Linked DNA regions of Homo sapiens: region 1 is linked to region 2. A link is an interaction called in ENCODE POLR2A ChIA-PET data of the cell type or tissue named here. Cell type or tissue: Caco-2. All regions are shown on one strand. Each heading gives the region's core, and the rest is flanking DNA. Links, peaks and the distances in the headings are about the cores only.

The links. Peaks named below come from ENCODE experiments on the same cell type or tissue, not always from the same donor. Only the 100,000 strongest peaks of a DNase experiment are listed, where the experiment ranks them.
Region 1: POLR2A ChIA-PET joins it to region 2 with 9 read pairs; 3 of 35 experiments call an interaction of 5 or more read pairs at or near these places.

Annotation. Positions count from the first base shown.
Region 1 is chr4:139,771,622-139,780,482 of GRCh38, reverse strand. All of the region lies in intron 2 of MAML3 (mastermind like transcriptional coactivator 3), which reads left to right. Among named protein-coding and RNA genes, the nearest start is that of MGST2, 110 kb to the right of the region's middle. In Caco-2, for the core only: no CTCF peak of the experiment used is centred there; no DNase peak of the experiment used is centred there.
Region 2 is chr4:140,032,852-140,041,712 of GRCh38, reverse strand. All of the region lies in intron 1 of MAML3 (mastermind like transcriptional coactivator 3), which reads left to right. The region is part of intron 1 of LOC124900783 (a long non-coding RNA gene); the gene reads right to left. Among named protein-coding and RNA genes, the nearest start is that of MAML3-AS1, 91 kb to the left of the region's middle. In Caco-2, for the core only: no CTCF peak of the experiment used is centred there; a DNase peak (open chromatin) is centred at 4,122.

The DNA of each region.
Region 1 (8,861 bases), core at 2,631-7,630, 260 kb after region 2:
CAGAATAAGCACATGCACATTTGAGGTTGGTTAAGAGTCTCTCCTTGGCTTGAGGTTGTTTGAACTGTGTCCTGAGTGACAGTATTTGTGGTGTCTGCTTTCTAGGTAGATGCATGGCACCCAGAGAATTCTCAAATTCAGTACACCCAATTCTCTTCTTTACCGCAAAGGTAAAGACCTCAGAATCTGTGAACAAAGAAGGAAGGGCCTCCTGGCACCAATTGAGTTTTCTGGGTCAGAGCCGTCCAATGGAACTTTCTGGAATGGGAGAGATGTTCTGTACCTGCACAGCCCAATATAGTAGCCACTAGCCAAGTGTGGCTATGAACACTTGAAAAGTGGCTGACACGCCTGCAGAAATGAATTTTTAATTTTATTAAATTTAAATGTAAATAGTGGGTACCGCCTCGGACAGCATGGCTCTAGGTTACATGGTCTTCATAAGGAACTGGAAGTCAGGAATGGCAGCGCATCTGCTGGCCTAGGGGCGAGGGAACAGAGCAGAGTCTGCAAGCTGACAGAGAACAGCACTTACAGTAGCAGCATATGGCTTGCGCCCTACAACATAACGAAGACTGATCTGTGACAGATTCGGGGAAACATCTTTCCCTGTCGGCCTCCCCTCCTCCACTCATTCTGATTGCAGGGTGGAGAAAGGGCCTCCATAGTCAAGCCTGGTTATTGTCAAGCTCAATTTGCCATGACTTTTATTTTCCAAAAAGCAATCTGGCCAGCTGTGGCTGAAAATGAAATCACCAAAGTGACAGCCCCTCACCCCTCCGCTGATTATTGATTTATAAAGAATCCAGTCCGTGTTCCGGTCTGTCCTCCTATCCTATGGTCATGTGTATTGCTGGCAGATCCCAGGATACAGATGCAGTCTAAGAAATACTTTTTAATATGGGCAGTAAATAGTAACTTGTATTTCTAAATGTGAGGAGATTTTTACTGACCATTCTCAAACATTTTAGAAACAATCTTAAATGTAAAAAATCAGGGCTATAAACCTGAAAGACATAATTAAAATTGTGACCACTAGGACTTTTGGGGTGATGGGGCTCACAAATTATTTTTAAATTAAGTTTCTAAATTTATTTCCATTATCTTCCACTCCACCAGCCACCTGATGATAACACTTTGGGATTTTGAACTGAAGAGCAGCAAAGCCAACTAAAAACCTACCAGAGTTATGCCTTCTGTGAGGTGTGTGAATCAATCATTAGCATTTATAGAGCCCCCCCAAAGACTATTCCTCAGCTCTTTAGGGAAATTAGGGCAAAAATAAAATAGATTACATCAACCTTGCTCAAAAGGCCTTGGCTAACTGGCTGGGGCAATGGTCAGCCATTGTATGTGTGCACGGCCTACAGAAACCTTGCAGTCATATATTCCAAGAGTCCTTCCAACCCTCTTTTGTCCAATTCTGAATCAAAGTAGGCTGTGTAAAGGCAGATTTAGAATAGCTCACAGCATTTTCTTTTTCTTTTTTTTTTTTTTTTTGAGGTGGAGTCTCGCTCTGTCACCCAGGCTGGAATGCAGTGGCGCCATCTCGGCTCACTGCAACCTCCACCTCCTGGGTTCAAGCGATTCTCCTGCCTCAGCCTCCCAAGTAGCTGGGACTACAGGTGCCTGCCACCACACCCAGCTAATTTTTGTATTTTTAGTAGAGACGGGGTTTCACCATGTTGGCCAGGATGGTCTCCGTCTCTTGACCTCGTGATCCACCCACCTCGGCCTCCCAAAATGCTGGGATTACAGGCATGAGCCACTGTGCCTGGCCAGCTCATAGCATTTTCTGTGGGAACGTGGAACCACAAGGGCCTTATAAATGTTATGGAGGTAGTGCTAGAGATTCGCCCTCAGGAAGAGTAAGGGAGGTACCCAGTCTCTAACGATTCTTTATGAAGAAGAAGGAAAATAGTAACTTCAATTCATCCTGACAGGTGATCCAACTCAATGGTTTTCAAGTGAGATAGCAGATCTTAAATCCCCATCTTTTTCTCCTTCCACTGTGGCTGCCCTCTGAGACTTAAGGTCAGCCCTCTGTGCTTTTTCTCTTGCTCAGAGAAACTCCCCTAAAATTCTCTGACCCTGATAAGGATGATGCCCCACTGGGTTTTACTCTTCTCTGGGACCTCAATGGAGGAGGCAAGGCCCTCACTTCACTTCAAAAGTGCACAGCCCTGTGAATCTCTAAGTCCAAAATATCATCTAGTCCATGGTGGTATAAACCATGCACAACACTTTCTTTTTCTCATCTCCAGCTCTCTTGGGATAGCAAGTAACAACCTACTTTTATCACGGTATTCTTTTATTCATCATTTTATTTTTTCATTCAACCAATATTCATTGCATCACCCCAGCGTGTCAGTTGCCTGTCCAAGGCTTGAGAATACCGTCATGAACAAGGTGGATAAAGTTCTCACTCTCAGAGTGTGCACTTTCTAGTAGCCAGAGAAGGCCCATGGAGGTGACACTTGAGCTGAGACAGAATGACAAAAGGAGCCAGCCAAGGGAAGAGCTAGGTCAAGAGTGTTCCAGCCAAGGGAGCAGCTGGCACAAAGAGAGCAAAGCTGGCTTTTCAGGAACAGCAAGAAGGTCAATGTGGCTCAAGAGAGCAGCAGGGAGAGAAGGGTGGGTAAGATAAGGGTTCAGCAGAGGGCAGGAGCCAGCTGATGCACAGCCTGGAAGACCATGGTCAAAAGTGCGAGTTTTAAGCATTATGGGAAGTCTTTGAATAGTGTTAAGCAGGCAAGTAACATCGTCTGATTTATGCTCTAAAAAGCACCCGGGCTGGGCACCATGGTGCATGCCTGGAGTCCCAGTTACTTGGGTGGCTGAGGCAAGAGGATTGCTTGAACCCAGGGAGTCAGGGCTTCTGTGAGCCATGATGATGCTGCTGCACTCCAGCCTGGGCGACAGAGAGAAACCATGTCTCAGATAAATAAATATAAATGTTTTAAAGCAGGTGTCTGGAGAATGGATTGAAGGAGAATATAAGGTTCCTCCTGGCTGGGTCCAAGCAAGTGATGATGATGGCTTGGACTGGGGAAGTGGCAGTGGAGACTGAAGACTGATCAAATTCAGATCTTCTTGTGGCAAGGTCTGCTGAAGGACTGGATTTGGAGCAGGTAGAGGAGGGAAGGAAATGTGAATGATTTCTTGAAATGTTTACTTGGCCAACACAGTAGATGTTGGTATTGTTTTCAGGAGTGGGGAGCAAAGAACCGGAAATTCTATTTTGGACATATTAAGTCTAAGATCCATGTTAGTCAGCCTATATTTTGGGTTACCCTGCCTTTCCATAAGTTCTTCCTTCTGTCTGAAGAACCGTCAGCTTTTCCAGGGCCCTGTACCACATCAGCATTTCATTTAAACCTGTTGCTTTTTGTCAGTTCTTCCTCCCCCAAACCCTGCAGAGGAGTGGATGAGTGTCCCTCCAAAACCCTTCCTATATTTGAATACAGTCACTGTCACCCCTTAACCTTTTTTCCTCCAGGATAAACAATGCAATTCCTTTCATCTTGCTTTGGAGAACCTTTCTTCCATCCCTTTAATTATGGCTATTGCTGCCCTCTGTGCCCCTATAAGTTTTTTACATGCCATTTTGTAGATGCTGGAGCCAAAGTAGGACACAGAAGTCAAATAACAGTGTCACGCCAGTAAAACAAAGAGTGCTTCCTGGCCTTTACATGTCACTCTTTTTCTAAGCCATCCCAGGAAGCCATATCTGGCTGATCCTTGGCCCTGTGACCTCTGCCCCTGGCTTCTGTCTATGCCCAGGCTTTGCCATCCAGTTTTGGTGCCTTTTGTTTTGGGGTTTAAATGCACCATTTTGCGCGTATCTGCTTTGAGTGTGTTTCCATCCTGTTTTTGTGGGGATCATCCAAACACTGTTCAGGGAAAGCCTCAGTCTACCTAAGAGCCTCTGATAAAATGGCCAGTGGCTGCAGCTCTGCACTTTTCCCTAAAGCTGCCGGGAGCTTTGTTATTTTTCACTTATCTATCAGTGTGGTCTTCGGAGTGCTTTCTAATCACTTATCACCTAATCTGCAGAGTCACTTCCTTAACCCTCCCAAGAAGGGTTCCAGAGAAAGCAGAAAGGGAATGTAGGAGGTTTCCAGGGCACTGTATCACGACAGGAGCCATTTCAGACATAATCAGATCTCAAATTTCTCTCTAATTTAGACATATCAGCATGTTACGGCTCTTCCTAGACCATCACAACACCTCTGCAACAAAATACAACAAAAATAAATATCCCAAAATAAAATTAGAGCAAAATACCATAAATTAACAGCAATTGACATCAAAGAACTGTTGATTTACAAAATAATCATTTTTTCAGCCTACATGCATTGGAAGATTGTCTGTGCAGATGCATTTATCATTTGCCTTGGGTTAATACATTCTGATTTGGCATGCTATTTGGTGGGAAATATTTATGTAAGATTTTTATTTCCCATAAATAAGTTAAATGGCAGCCGTAGAAGCAGAGCTTATCTTATTATTATTTGGCTTTGCCCTATTTCCCTGAGTTGGGGGAAGGTGCAGAGTAGCCTAACAGTTGCAAGTTGTACCTTAGAAATATTTCCTAAGCAGTCGGAACCATAAAATGCTTTAAACTAAGCTGAAGGTAAAAGGCTTTTGAGGGAACCCTGAGTGTAGCAGAAAGAAAAATAGGATGGCAAAGGATGTCCACCGTGCTTTTCACCCTGTCAGCAGATGATAGCAACAGTTTGACGTGATATACCGGAAAGATAGAAACAACAACAATGAAACAAGGATGCCTTGGAAAATAAAATGCAAACCTGAAATCAAACGGAATCATTCTGCCCCCCGAACCACTCCTCTCTGCTGCAAACTGCCCCCTATTTTCCTTTCCGGGCCCACAGCTCATGGTTTAACCTGGGAGATTGTAAACTCCAGTTTCGTTCCTCATCCTTAATTTAGCTAGACAGAGCTTTGAAATGGCAACTAAATTACCTTTTGGTGAAATCAAATCTTCCCTACTAGCCTCAAGCAGAGAGGAATCTAGACCGCAAGGGCCAGCTAATGTGTCCCAGCAGCTCCCAGTCACTCTCCTGGAACCCACAGAGGGTGCGCTCTATTGAAGGGTTACTCTCATCCTTTGTACCCCACAGTTTATCCTGTAGGGGGTTATTTTGCACAGCCTTTTCTCTTCTGACTGCCTGCCTAGCAGGAGGTTGCTTAGGGCAGTAAAATGTTTATTACCTGTTTATTGTGTGAGTAACTGCAGTCAAGGAGGAGAAAATATTTCCCAGTTTACCTAGGGCAATGAAAATAGGATTAAGAGTTCTGAGGGCTAAGGAAGGAGCAGTATAAAACCCAGAGAATCATATACCATGCAGCCATGAGAAGCCCAAGTACCCTTGCATTATCCTTTCATTCTAGTCATGGTGACTTTTCCTCTTATTCTCAGACCCGTGTAATTCACCATTATGGATCTGGGGATTGCTGGTGTTCTAAAAGGAAGTCTTTCCCCGGAGAGAGTTTGGCCCCATCCCAGGTGTAGCTATCAAATTGCACCAAAAGAGAGATCATCGGCCTGATTAGCGTTTACATACACATTTATTTCTCTTTCCTCCAAAGTAAGTTACAAACAGCTTAACTTCCACCAACTTTGCAGTGTGGAGATTCAATAAGATATCATATAGCAGTTCAAGCCATTCTGCAACTGCCATTTGTAGTAAATTCTTTTATCATGGTTTAGAATAATTCACGTCTAAGATTTAAAAATTACTATCATAAATCTTCTATTAGTTCTTAAACATGATTTTCCTTCTGCCATCCTCCCCTCCGTCAATTTTTTTCTCTTCTTAAAGACTCTTCCTGTCTTGATCATTAATGGAGCGACAGAGTTTAAGTCCTTTTCAGACTTCACACAATTATACTTAGCCATCTCTGAAGCTGAAATACTAGGGCTTCCTAAAATGCTACTACTCTTAGAAGTGGGCTATAGGATTCAGCTGTAATTACTTCTGGAGTCTGTTATCTCTTCATTCATTCATTGGTTCATTTGTTCCTTTATCCTTTTGGCAGATATGGATTGAACTCCTACTACGTGCCAGCCACAGTGCTGGCCACTTCAGATAAAGCAGTAAACAAAATAGACATAAGTCATCCCTGCCCTCATGTTGCTTACAGACTTGGAGGAGACAGTAACAGAGTATCGCCCAGTTAAATAAACAATTACCAAGTGTAGTAGTTGTCAAGGAGGATTTGTTCAGATGAGACAGTCAAGGTCAGGAACATTTTGACCATTATTTCTGCTCCTGCAGTGAGAGGAACAGCCAAAGCCCAGCTCTGGAGCTCAGCATTCTGACTTGGAGCTGAGCCAAGTCCTGGTGCTCTGCTGCTCTTTTCTGTGGCTCAGGCACATCTCTTGTCCTTGTTTGTAAAGATGAAGCTCACACGGCCTGCTGCAAAGGATGGCCTGCTATGGCTTGCTTGAACTCCTGACCATGTGCTTTAGATCCCAAACTTGAAAACTGTTTCAGAAGTAAAGCACCCAGTTAGAAACAACCCATACATATGGTTTCACAGTGGTCCGGTTGTTTGCAATTTTTCATCAAATTGAACATTTCTCAGTCATCTTCTTCAAGTGCCTGTCTCAAATCTGAGTTCCAAAGCCATCGAGGTGTTTAAGTACAGTCCACACAACATGAATTGAAGAGTGGGCGGTTTGGCAATCTTTATGTCAATATGATACATGGAAAGGTTGCCAGATAATTCAGACTCCACAGATTCACTCTCCTGTTTATCTGAATTGTTAGTTTAATTGATTGAGGAACTTCAGAATCTCCTTTTTTATTTTGTTTTGCACAGGCTCATCTTCTGTACCCATTTACGCTGAGCCTTTTGGTAATGTGCTCACTGCTACCCCATCCTTAGCACTACCTAGGGTTGGAATTATTTTTCTGTAGTAGCAAAGATCCATGGACACGCACACTTTTGACTAGTGAAGAGGAAACTCTAGGGAAATGGAAAACAGGTGCCAATAACCAGCACAGTCAAGCATTTATCCTCTTGAAAATTGTATTTCCCTGGGCATTTAGTGATACCCTTTTGCAGTTGAAGAACCTGAAGCATTGCGAGAGATTTAAGTCTCTGATCTGATGAACACCACTCCGAAGAGTGACAAGGCTTAGCAGTCATCACAGTGCCATTAGATAACAGGATGCTTGGGACTGGGTAGGGCAATGTGAAGATGATGAACTCTTCTGCCTTTTTTCTGTTTGTCTTCATGAGCGTATGGTGAGCCAATACGTTTCAGAGCTGGAATTAAGGCTAAGAATCCTGAAGCCTGTTGATAGTTCTATCCTCAGCTTCTGGACTTCAGTTTTACAGATTGGCTTTCATGCTTCTTTTTAAAACTACCAAAAAAATCTGGGCATATGCTTAGACTTTTTAAAATGTAATACTTGATATATTAAAGCTGATTTTCTTATAATATTATCCTATGATCATAGAGCTAGAGGAAATGTGATACATTATTTTAGGGTTAGGGCCCTCTACTGATACTTTATTCTTTTTTTTTTTTTTAAGTAGAGATGGGGTTTCACCATCTTGGCCAGGCTGGTCTCGAACTCCTGACTTCGTGATCTGCCCTCCTCGGCCTCCCAAAGTGCTGGGATTACAGGCGTGAGCAATACTTTATTCTTTCCTATGGTATTCCTAAGAAGTGGCTTTCCAGCCTCTGCTTGAAGACCTCCAGTGACAGAACATTGACTGACTCATTTTACGTCTGGGAAGTTCATCCTCTTGATGCTTGCTATAATACAAGTTAATGGAGGGCCAATAATGTTAAGATAACTTTGGCCAGGCGCAGTGGCTCACACCTGTAATCCCTGCACTTGGGGAGGCCGAGGCAGGTGGATTACCTGAGGTCAGGAGTTCGAGACCAGCCTGGCCAACATGGGGAAACTGTGTCTCTACTGAAAATACGAAAAATTAGCCAAGTGTGGTGGCGGGCACCTGTAATCCCAGCTACTTGGGAGGCTGAGGCAGGAGAATTACTTGAACCCAGGAGGCGGAGGTTGCAGTGAGCCGAGATCGCGCCACTGCACTCCAGCCTAAGCAACAAGAGCAAAATTCTGTCTCAAAAAAACTAACAAACAAAAAGACAACTTTAAAAATATCTGTGAACTAGGAAAGCAAGAGCTACACCTGAAGAAGTGTAGGTCCTTTTACCTTTTTTTTTTTTTTTTTTTTTTTTTTTGAGAACGGAGTCTCGCTCTGTCACCCAGGCTGGAGTGCAGTGGCGCGATCTCGGCTCACTGCAAACTGCGCCTCCCGGGTTCACGCCATTCTCCTGCCTCAGCTTCCCCAGTAGCTGGAACTACAGGCACCTGCCACCGCGCCCAGCTAATTTTTTGTATTTTTAGTAGAGACGGGGGTTTCACCGTGTTAGCCAGGATGGTCTGGATCTGCTGACCTCGTGATCCGCCCACCTCGGCCTCCCAAAGTGCTGGGATTACAGGCGTGAGCCACCGCGCCCGGACTTTTTTTTTTTTTTACTTTAAGTAGAGGTGACCTGGTGTGGGATGTTTCTTTCAAGACATAGCAATGATTCCCAAACTTCAGTGTATCACCTGGTGAGCTTGTTCCAATTGAAGATACTCGGGCCCCATCCCAGAGATCCAAATCTGGGATGGGCCCCCGAAAGCTACATCTTCAAAGCACCTGTAGCTGATTCTGGTACAGGTGGTCCCTCTGGATTACCTAATTAAGAAACTCTGTCCTAGGCTGGGGAATTTGCAGTTAAATACGCTAAGGGTTTCCTGAGAAATCTTTTACAATCTTCCGTTTTCTCAACCAGAAAATTATTTCCGCCAGCT
Region 2 (8,861 bases), core at 2,167-7,166:
TGGATTTAATTCCAGTTCTTCAATTTGGAGTAGTTGATCCTCCTGCCTTCCTTGCCCTCTCTTCCCTTCTCTTCCACTCCCCTTTTCTTTTTGAGGCAGTGTCTCACTCGGTTGCCCAGGCTGGAGTGCAGTGGCGTGATCTCGGCTCACTGCAACCTCTGCCTCCCAGCTTCAACCTGGTCTGCCTTAGCCTCCCGAGCAGCTGAGATTACAGGTGTGCACCACCAAGCCCAGCTAATTTTTGTATTTTTAGTAGAGACGGGGTTTCGCCATGTTGGCCAGGCTGGTCTCAAACTCCTGACCTCAAGCAATCCACCCACCGCTGCCTCTCAAACTGCTGGTATTACAGAGGTGAGCCACCATGCCCTGCCTCTCTTCCACTCTCTGTTCTCTTTCTTCCTTCTTTTCCTTCCTATCTCTGGCCTACTCCATGAAGTCTGAGCTAGCAAAGGCATATTTATCCAGTGGTATGTATATAACCATTCTCATTCAAGTTGATGCTTCAAGACCCACTCACAGAATGTGTAATTTACCTCTCAAAAATTCAGATACCTCTGTATGCATTTGTATAGAAATGCATATTATTGGACATCAAATAACTCCCATCTATATAAAAGAAAATAAAATCTTATTTTAAATGTTGGGAATATAAGCATTTTAAAAATGTTCACAGTCAAATCATTTTGTCAAACAACAAAATGATTCCTTGGTGTCCTCCATGAAAGTTTCATAGACAATTTCAGAGACAAGCAGAATGGGTCAGACACTCGCTAAATAGTAATTGTAGTTCTGTTCTCTCAGGGACTTGAGTTGAATTAAATGTATTAGCTCAGATTGTCATAACGTCTCAAGAATAGAAGGAGGGTAATGTTTTATGTTTATGTAATAAGTGAAAGGAGACTATTATTATGCATAATATATATATTTGAATCCTATTTAAATCGGCAAAGAGTTCATTCTTGACACTGATTCTCCTACTCTGGCAAGATAAGGTCAGTAGGAAAGACATAAATATGGCAATTACTCTGTGTGTAATTTAACATTTGCATTTTCCACAAAATTATAATGTCCTTTTGTTCATCACCGTACCCTGTATTGTTGATTTTTTGAAGGGGTGTGCTTTGAAGTTTCTAATTTCTGTTGAATGTAATATTTTAGTGTGGCGCCCAAGGGCTAGAGGAAGGAGGGATGGACAGATTGGTGGATATCAACCATATAAACGTTGTGTAGGAGAGGGAGAGTTGCATTACTTGTTGATGTTCAGGTGGGAGGGACCCTTGTCCTCTACCTGGAGATGAGTTCTGTTTGTGAATCCCACATAATTTTTGAAGACTGCACTTGATGAGTACCTCCCTCTCTGGAGTTTAGGCAAGTTTTAAGATGTGTCCCGGAGTTCACGGTATATTTCTTTGTTTCCCTTTGCCTCCCACCCAATAGCCATTCACTCTTTCAGATGATTGGAGCTGCTCTCAACACTACAATGGAATAGAAATGAAAATGGGAAAACATTCCTGCCTTCAAGGATCTTGTTAGATGCTCTCTCTCCCACTTCTTCTCCCTGTGTGTCTCTGAGACCAGATATAAGTAAATACCTATAAAGGAAAAAAGTCAGAATTCGGTAGCACCCCACCCCTTTCCTGGGCCTTTTCGACCCTAACCCCTCTCTTGTTGACTGCATTCTGGTCTCACTGGTCTGTCCTCTCATGTCTTTGTGCACTCCATTTTCCTCATTCACTTATTTAGTTTCTGTGAGTGTGCGTTGTTTGCCCGCTCCAGCAGTAGCAAATGAGTTGGCCTTTGAACTTCCTGCGTGTTTCCATTTCTTTCTTGAGGGGTAGGGATAAGAGGAGAGGTTGATAGTGGTGATAATAGAGTATCTTTGCTCCTAAAAGGTAAAAGAGGAAAATCCCAGGCATTGTACAGCAGTGCACTAGCACCCATGTCAGAGTAGCTCTTGTTGCTTGGTGCGTATTAACTCTGGGACAATCCACTGAAGTGGCCTCTTTGTCAAATGCATGCCTGGCCCTGCATTCAGACAGCATTGCAGGGCAGTATGAAATACAGAGATGGAATGAGACAAGCAGTGGCAATGCCATGTCACCTGCACAGTCGGGGTGGGTGGGCTGTGCCTACAGTGCTATGGGGGTCAAGAGGAGGAGCAGATAACGAAAGCCTCTGGGAGAGGAGACATAACCTTCAAGGTTAGGGGCCTGGTGATTCAGAGAATGGTAATGCTTCTGATCAAGGCATGTTTAGTCCTCAGACCACTCATGGCACAAGGGTAAAGACCACCATGCATGGTCAGCCATGGTTCCATGGCTGTGGGCTGTGGGAGTTAGTGGGCCTGTGGATTTCCGCTAGAACATGCCCAATTGACCGTACCAGGGAGCAGTCCAGCAGACAGGTTGGGACATGATAGGACTGTCATCCAAAGCTTCAGCGATGCTTCCTGAAATTTCTGTGAGGCTGGTGTGGTTCTCCCCTTTGAATTTACTCTTCTTTCTGTGATTTCCCTCAGTCTTCATCCCAAGAAAGTTATGGCATTGTGTTTAATTTGCCTTAATTTATCTTTTCTTTTTTTTCTTTTTTTTAGACGGAGTCTTGCTCTGTCTCTCAGGCTGGAGTGCAGTGGCACGATCGATCTCGACTCACTGCAACCTCCACCTCCCAGGTTCAAGGGATTCTCCTGCCTCATCCTCCCGAGTAGCTGGGATCATAGGCGCATGCTGCCACACCTGGCTAATTTTTTGTATTTTTAGTAGCCCGTGTTAGCCAGGATGGTCTCGGATCTCCTGACCTCGTGATCTGCCCACCTCAGCCTCCCAAAGTGCTGGGATTACAAGCATGAGCCACCACGCCCAGGCCTTATCTTAGTATTATTCCTGTATATGCAGAAGTTGCCCTGTCGTTGCAGCTGTCATTTCACAAGCACCTTCATGAATAATAATAGCCGAGCTTGCAAGTGCTAGCCTCTGTTCCCTGTGTTTTATGTAGACTAACTCTTAATTATTGTCATAACCCTGGGAGGTAGGGACTATTATCCTCTTTTACAGATGGGGAAGCTGAGGTACAGGGCATTCAGTACTTGTCCAAAGTCACACGTGTAGTAAGTAGCAGAGCTGGCATTATGGACCCAGGCAATCTGGCCTAGGAGCCATTGCTCTAAATATGTGTGATACTTCCTCAGGACAAACAGTGATCATGTTTGGCCCTAGGAAGTCAGGGAAGGAAAACATATAATCCTTGCCACCAGTAGAGAAAAAAGACACACCCATAAAAATATCAGAAGCCATGTAGGATCTCTCCATACTGATGTGCTGCCTGTTTTGTTTGCTTTTATCAGTCCAAATATTTTTCTTTGGAGCCACAAGAGGTGCACCATTGCCAGCCAGCTGGGTGACCTTGGACAATTCATTTCACTCCCTGCCGTATCTGTAAAATGCAGGTGTGAGATCAAATCATCTTCAGGGTCCTTTCCAGCTCTGAAGTTCTGTGGTTCTGTGGTTTTGGAATGTTTTTGCGTAAAGCACTTGGCAGCACTAGAAACAGTCAGCATTTCCGAGTGCATTTCTTTCTGACTCTCTTCTTCACCCATGTAGAATTTCTGAAGTATCCTGTGATCTTTATTAATCACATAGGGACTGTCATCTTCTCAGACTAGTGGAATGGCTAAGGTGCCCTCTGCAGAAGATATCTTAGCTAATGTTCTCATTACTGACTAATTGGCTAACGAGACTTCTCTCACATTGCATTTAGGCTGATTGATAGTTTTCTATCACCTGATGGGTGGAATGGACAGCCAAACCAATTATCACCACAAAGAGAGCCCCATACAGCAGAGCAGTGTAGCTCGAGACAAAGGGCCCTTATAGATTATGTCTAATCAGGGTGCCTGCTGAGAGTTTGTTAAACAAAATGATTTTCTGAAAAGTACAGTTTAACATGCGTTGAAATACACGTACCTTAGGGTCATATGTAACTCAGTGGGCCTTGTCTTATTGAAAGCAATGTGTTTCTGATTATGTAAATATGGATAGCCTGCATAACTAGTTAGCTGTATAACTAACACTAGTTAGCTTTGTGCTGAATGAAGACGTGCGTTTGTTTGTTCAAAACTGAAGCTGCAGGCCTCCTGTGAGTCACATTGTGGGAGACATGCTCTACTTAGATGGAATCTTGTAGACATAGGGCATTACTCAGATTCCTTTTTGTATTTTCTTTTCATGTTGCTCAGGCTATTTAAAGGAAATAATATTCAGGTCACTTGCTTAGTCATTTAAATTGAGTCCATTTCTTTGTAGCTAATGCATTAATTTATTGAAATCTCTATTTAAAGTGCAAACTCCAGTTTTAGAGCAGAAAGATAATAATGTGCTAAGGATTCGTGTTAAAACCTAACCTGAGGAACTTCTTGATCCGTTCTTAGTTTGTTTTTTGTTTTGTTGCTGTTTTGTTTTTGTTTTTTTTTTTTCAAGCAGAGGGTCAGAAGTCATTTATAGTGCTTCCCTATACACAGTCTTGAGCTTCAGGTTTTCTGGGAACAAAAACATCAGGGTTCTTAGTGCCTCACTTTCCCAGTAATCTACTGAACTGTGTTATATGATCGTCAGTGGACTAAAAGATACCAGTGAATTAATATAAAGTCTTTTAGTTCTATTTCCCCCAAGCAGGGCCACAGCGATGTCAGCTGGGATCCTTGGAACTTGTGACAATATCAGTCTGATATAAATTCTTGTGTTGAAGCAAGTTTCAGTATTGGAAAGTGGGACTGAAGAGCACAGAGCACTGACCATAGCAGCAGCATGTACCATAGTGTGCTTCTGAGCCACCGTCATCTTCAAGGTGTTTTCTAAAATACACACCAAGAGTTGGATTCTAAAGATTGGCTCTAGGAGACAAACTTTTGGGAAAAGAAGTGAAAGAAAGCATGGTTATTTTTATAACTTAACAATTTTCCAGTAAATTATTCTTGTCTGACTGTTAAATAGAGGGACAGAGGAAGAAAGGATATGCCACTTGGAATGGGAAAAGGAGGGCTGGAGCACAAAATTGGCCGTGGTTGAGGTAGAAAATAGGCAGCTGTTCTTCTCATCTTCTCCTGAGCCTTCTGCTCCAGGAGATTCCTGCTGGAGCTGTGCTTGGACTCTCTGGCACACCGTACAGTCTACACTGAGCCATCAAAGAAGTTGCAGGAGAGGTGCTGATCTAGCTCAGCACCCGACTTGAAAGGGTCATTGTGTGGCACAGCAGTGGCATGGCTGTTTTCAAGGGAGCAGGTTTTTAATCGCGGTAGCTGTTTCATCCTCCCTGTAGTATTCTCTGACAGTGAAGATGGAGCCAGTAAATACTCATGTTCCTGCATGCTGGGTGACGGAGGTCTTGCTTTACATCCCTCTCTCCAGCTGCTGTGTCCACTTGAGGCAAATGTATCCAGGAAAGCAGTGAGGCAGGCAACGACAGGGGCCATTGGTAGATGTTCCCTTGGCTCATTTTAATACATACTGCGTCAGAATGGGCCTCACATGTATTAGAAATCACACACACTTGTTATTCAATGAAAACCTTGACTGACACTGTGTGTAAGCTCAGTTAACAGCAGAAGTACTGTTGACAACAGAATAAGGCTGTAACAGTGGCCAGTCATTTAGAAAAGGAATCGGTCCTAATCCTTACTTTCCTGTATAATCTATTCCCTTTCGTGGATATGCTTTGTTTCTGGTTTGAGTTCATCTCAATTCATTCTCAACTATGCTCTTTGTTCTTTGAACTCCCCAGTAAGAAATACATCAGGATAGAACTCTACCCAAAAAGTAGATAATGTGTTCCGAAGGGAATTAAACTAAAGCATTACCGTTCAACCTCAGGTAGAGCAATTTGGTGCTAAACTTTATTAATGTTAGTTTTTTGTTTTTGGGTTTTTTTTTTTTTTTGAGACGGAGTCTCGCTCTGTTGCCCAGGCTGGAGTGCAGTGGTGCAGTCTCGGCTCACTGCAACCTCCACCTCCCGGGTTCAAGCGATTCTCCTGTCTCAGCCTCCTGGGTAGCTGGCGTGCCACCACGCCCGGCTAAATTTTTGTATTTTTAGTAGACGGGTTTTCACTGTGTTAGCCAGGATGGTCTTGATCTCCTGACCTCGTGATCTACCTGCTTGGCCTCCCAAAGTGCTGGGATTACAGGCGTGAGCCACTGTGCCCAGCAATGTTAGCATTTTAATGGAAAGATTTTTACATATATTCCCTAGAGGTAAGGATGTGGTTTGTAATTTAAAAGCTATATGTTATTAAGTGATGATTGCAGTAATTATACTATTGGATAAAACAAGGAGGAAAACCTGGGTCCTGTGTTCAGATATCTGATTTGGAAAGGACTCCGTTGATTTCACATATTTGGAACATGAACTTTCTGTTTTTCAGGGTTTCACCTTAGAATTTCCTTGGCTTGGCCGGGCGTGGTGGCTCATACTTCTAATCCCAGCACTTTTGGAGACTGAGGCAGGTGTGTCACTTGAGGTCAGGAGTTCGAAACCAGCCTTGCCAACATGGTGAAACCCTGTCTCAACTAAAAATACGAAAAAATTAGCCAGGCATGGTGTGGCAGGCACCTGTAATCCCAGCTACTCAGGAGGGTGAGACAGGAGAATTGCTTGTACCTGGGAGGCAGAGGTTGCAGTGAGCCGAGATCATGCTACTGCACTCCAGCCTGGGCAATAGAGCAAGACTCCATCTCAAAAAAGAACTTCCTTGGTTCATATTGTTGGACAACTGAATACATTTTTAGCTTGTGTCTGGTAACTGTTTCCCAGTGGGGTTTGTAGATGTTGCTTTGCCTGCCTCTACCCATGTATAACCTCCATCAATATGTTATTTGATTTGGTTGTATATTATTAACTGGAACTTCCTGGAATTAGACAAGCAGGGATTCAAACTACAATCAAATAATAGCAATGCCCTCTTTGTTACTTTCCTTTCAAATCTAAAGCAAGACAAAAATTCAGCTACTGAATAGTTGAATACTGAAAATCAGAGGTATCTTCACAGAGCTAGTAAGCATCAGACTTGGTTTGAATCCAGGTACTCTGATTCCAGATCTCAGTGCTCTTAACCACTGTGCTATATGGCGTTATGGAGCATCTAGCACAAAATAGACATTCAGTGAGGTGATCAGACATCATTTGGGAGTTGAGGTGCTCCTCAGGTTGGGCCCACCCAGCCTTTCCTTCTGATCCTTGTTCTTCAGTATTCTGCCACTCAAACCCAGTAAAATCTTTCTTTCTCATACCATATGTCTTCCAACTCCATCTCTTTTTCAAGGTATGTGTGAACATTGGACATCAAAACTTCAATGGTTTATTAAGAGTTTAAATTTCTAAGTAATCTACTCCATTTCTGTCTAAGTCAAATCACAACCAGACTATCTCACATCAGATGTTCATTTATAAGGAATTAACTTCCAGGTTGAGTCTAAGGATCAGTTTGTATTTGGTCTGTCTCTTCATAGGCTACTTTGTAAGCTATAAAGAGTCCTAGACAAGAACGCAGAAACCCTGGGTCCTCGTCTTGCCTCCATCCTGATTCTTGTCTGGCTTACCTCATGGAATTCTTGTGAATGAGATAGAAGCCTTTTGTAAACCCTTGGTTGCTATACAAAGCTGTTGTTGCTGTTGTTGTTGTTATTATTATTGGTCCACACTGTGAGAAGGGTGGTATATAATGATGACTCTGAGACCCATTGCAGGGTGGTTAGTCGTCAAAAAACAACTCATTTATGTTCAGGCCATTGTAGTTCCAAAGGTGGGCACATTCTTTTATAGACCTCACAAAGATTTTAAAATAAGAATGCACACTTTAAAAAAGTCTCATAGCACTGCTTAATGCAAGCAGACATTATTCCATTGTGTGCCCAGTGCCATGCCAACATTTGAACATTTATTCAGTCCTTACACATGCATACTTAATCATCCCGATAACCCTGTGTGGTGAGTACTGTTGTTATCCTCATTTTATATATGTGGAAACTGAGAGCTTAGGTGACTTATCCAAGATCACAGAGCTAGTAAGCATCAGAGTTGGTTTGAATCCAGGTGCTCTGATTCTAGAACTCAGTGCTCTTAACCACTGTGCTATATGGCCTTATGGAGCATCTAACATAAAATAGACATCCAGTGAGGCGATCAAATGTCATTCGGGAGTTGAGATGCTCCTCAGGCTGGGCCTGCCCAGCCTTTCCTTCTGATCTTTGTTTTTCAGTATTCTACCACTCAAACCCAGTAAAACCATTCTTTCCCATACCGTACCTCTTCTTGCTCCATCTTTTTTTCAAGGCTGAGCCCTTCTCTGCAAAGCCTTTCCTCGCCACTCAGGTTTTGCGTGAGCTTCTTCCTTTTCTAGATACCTACATTTTGTATTTGGAAATTAATTACGGCCTCTATTCATGGTCATCTTTTCATATGTTTATGTCATTGCCACAGGGCTTAGTTATAAATGGCATGGAAAAGCCCTTGCCATTTGTTTCGAATAGCTCTTAGTGCAATGATGTTCACAGGATGTGTTCAATAAGTGCTTCTAGGTCTATTGATTATGTGCAATCCATATAGGAAAAGGATGTTCAGCCAGAGCCTTATTCTTGTATGCTTTTTGGAAATTCCAAAACAGACTCATGCTCTGAACACCCGTTCATGGTTAGAAGCTGGTGGCTTTTCCCAGGAAACACAGTTTCTCCCTTTCTACAAACTTTTGACCAGAAAGAAAAAAATCACCCAGTGCACAAGAGCCCGATATTTTCTTGAAGGATAAGCAGCCAGTTGCATTCTCTCACTTTTTTTTTTTTTTTTTTTTACAAACAATGAGAGGTTTTTTTCCAATG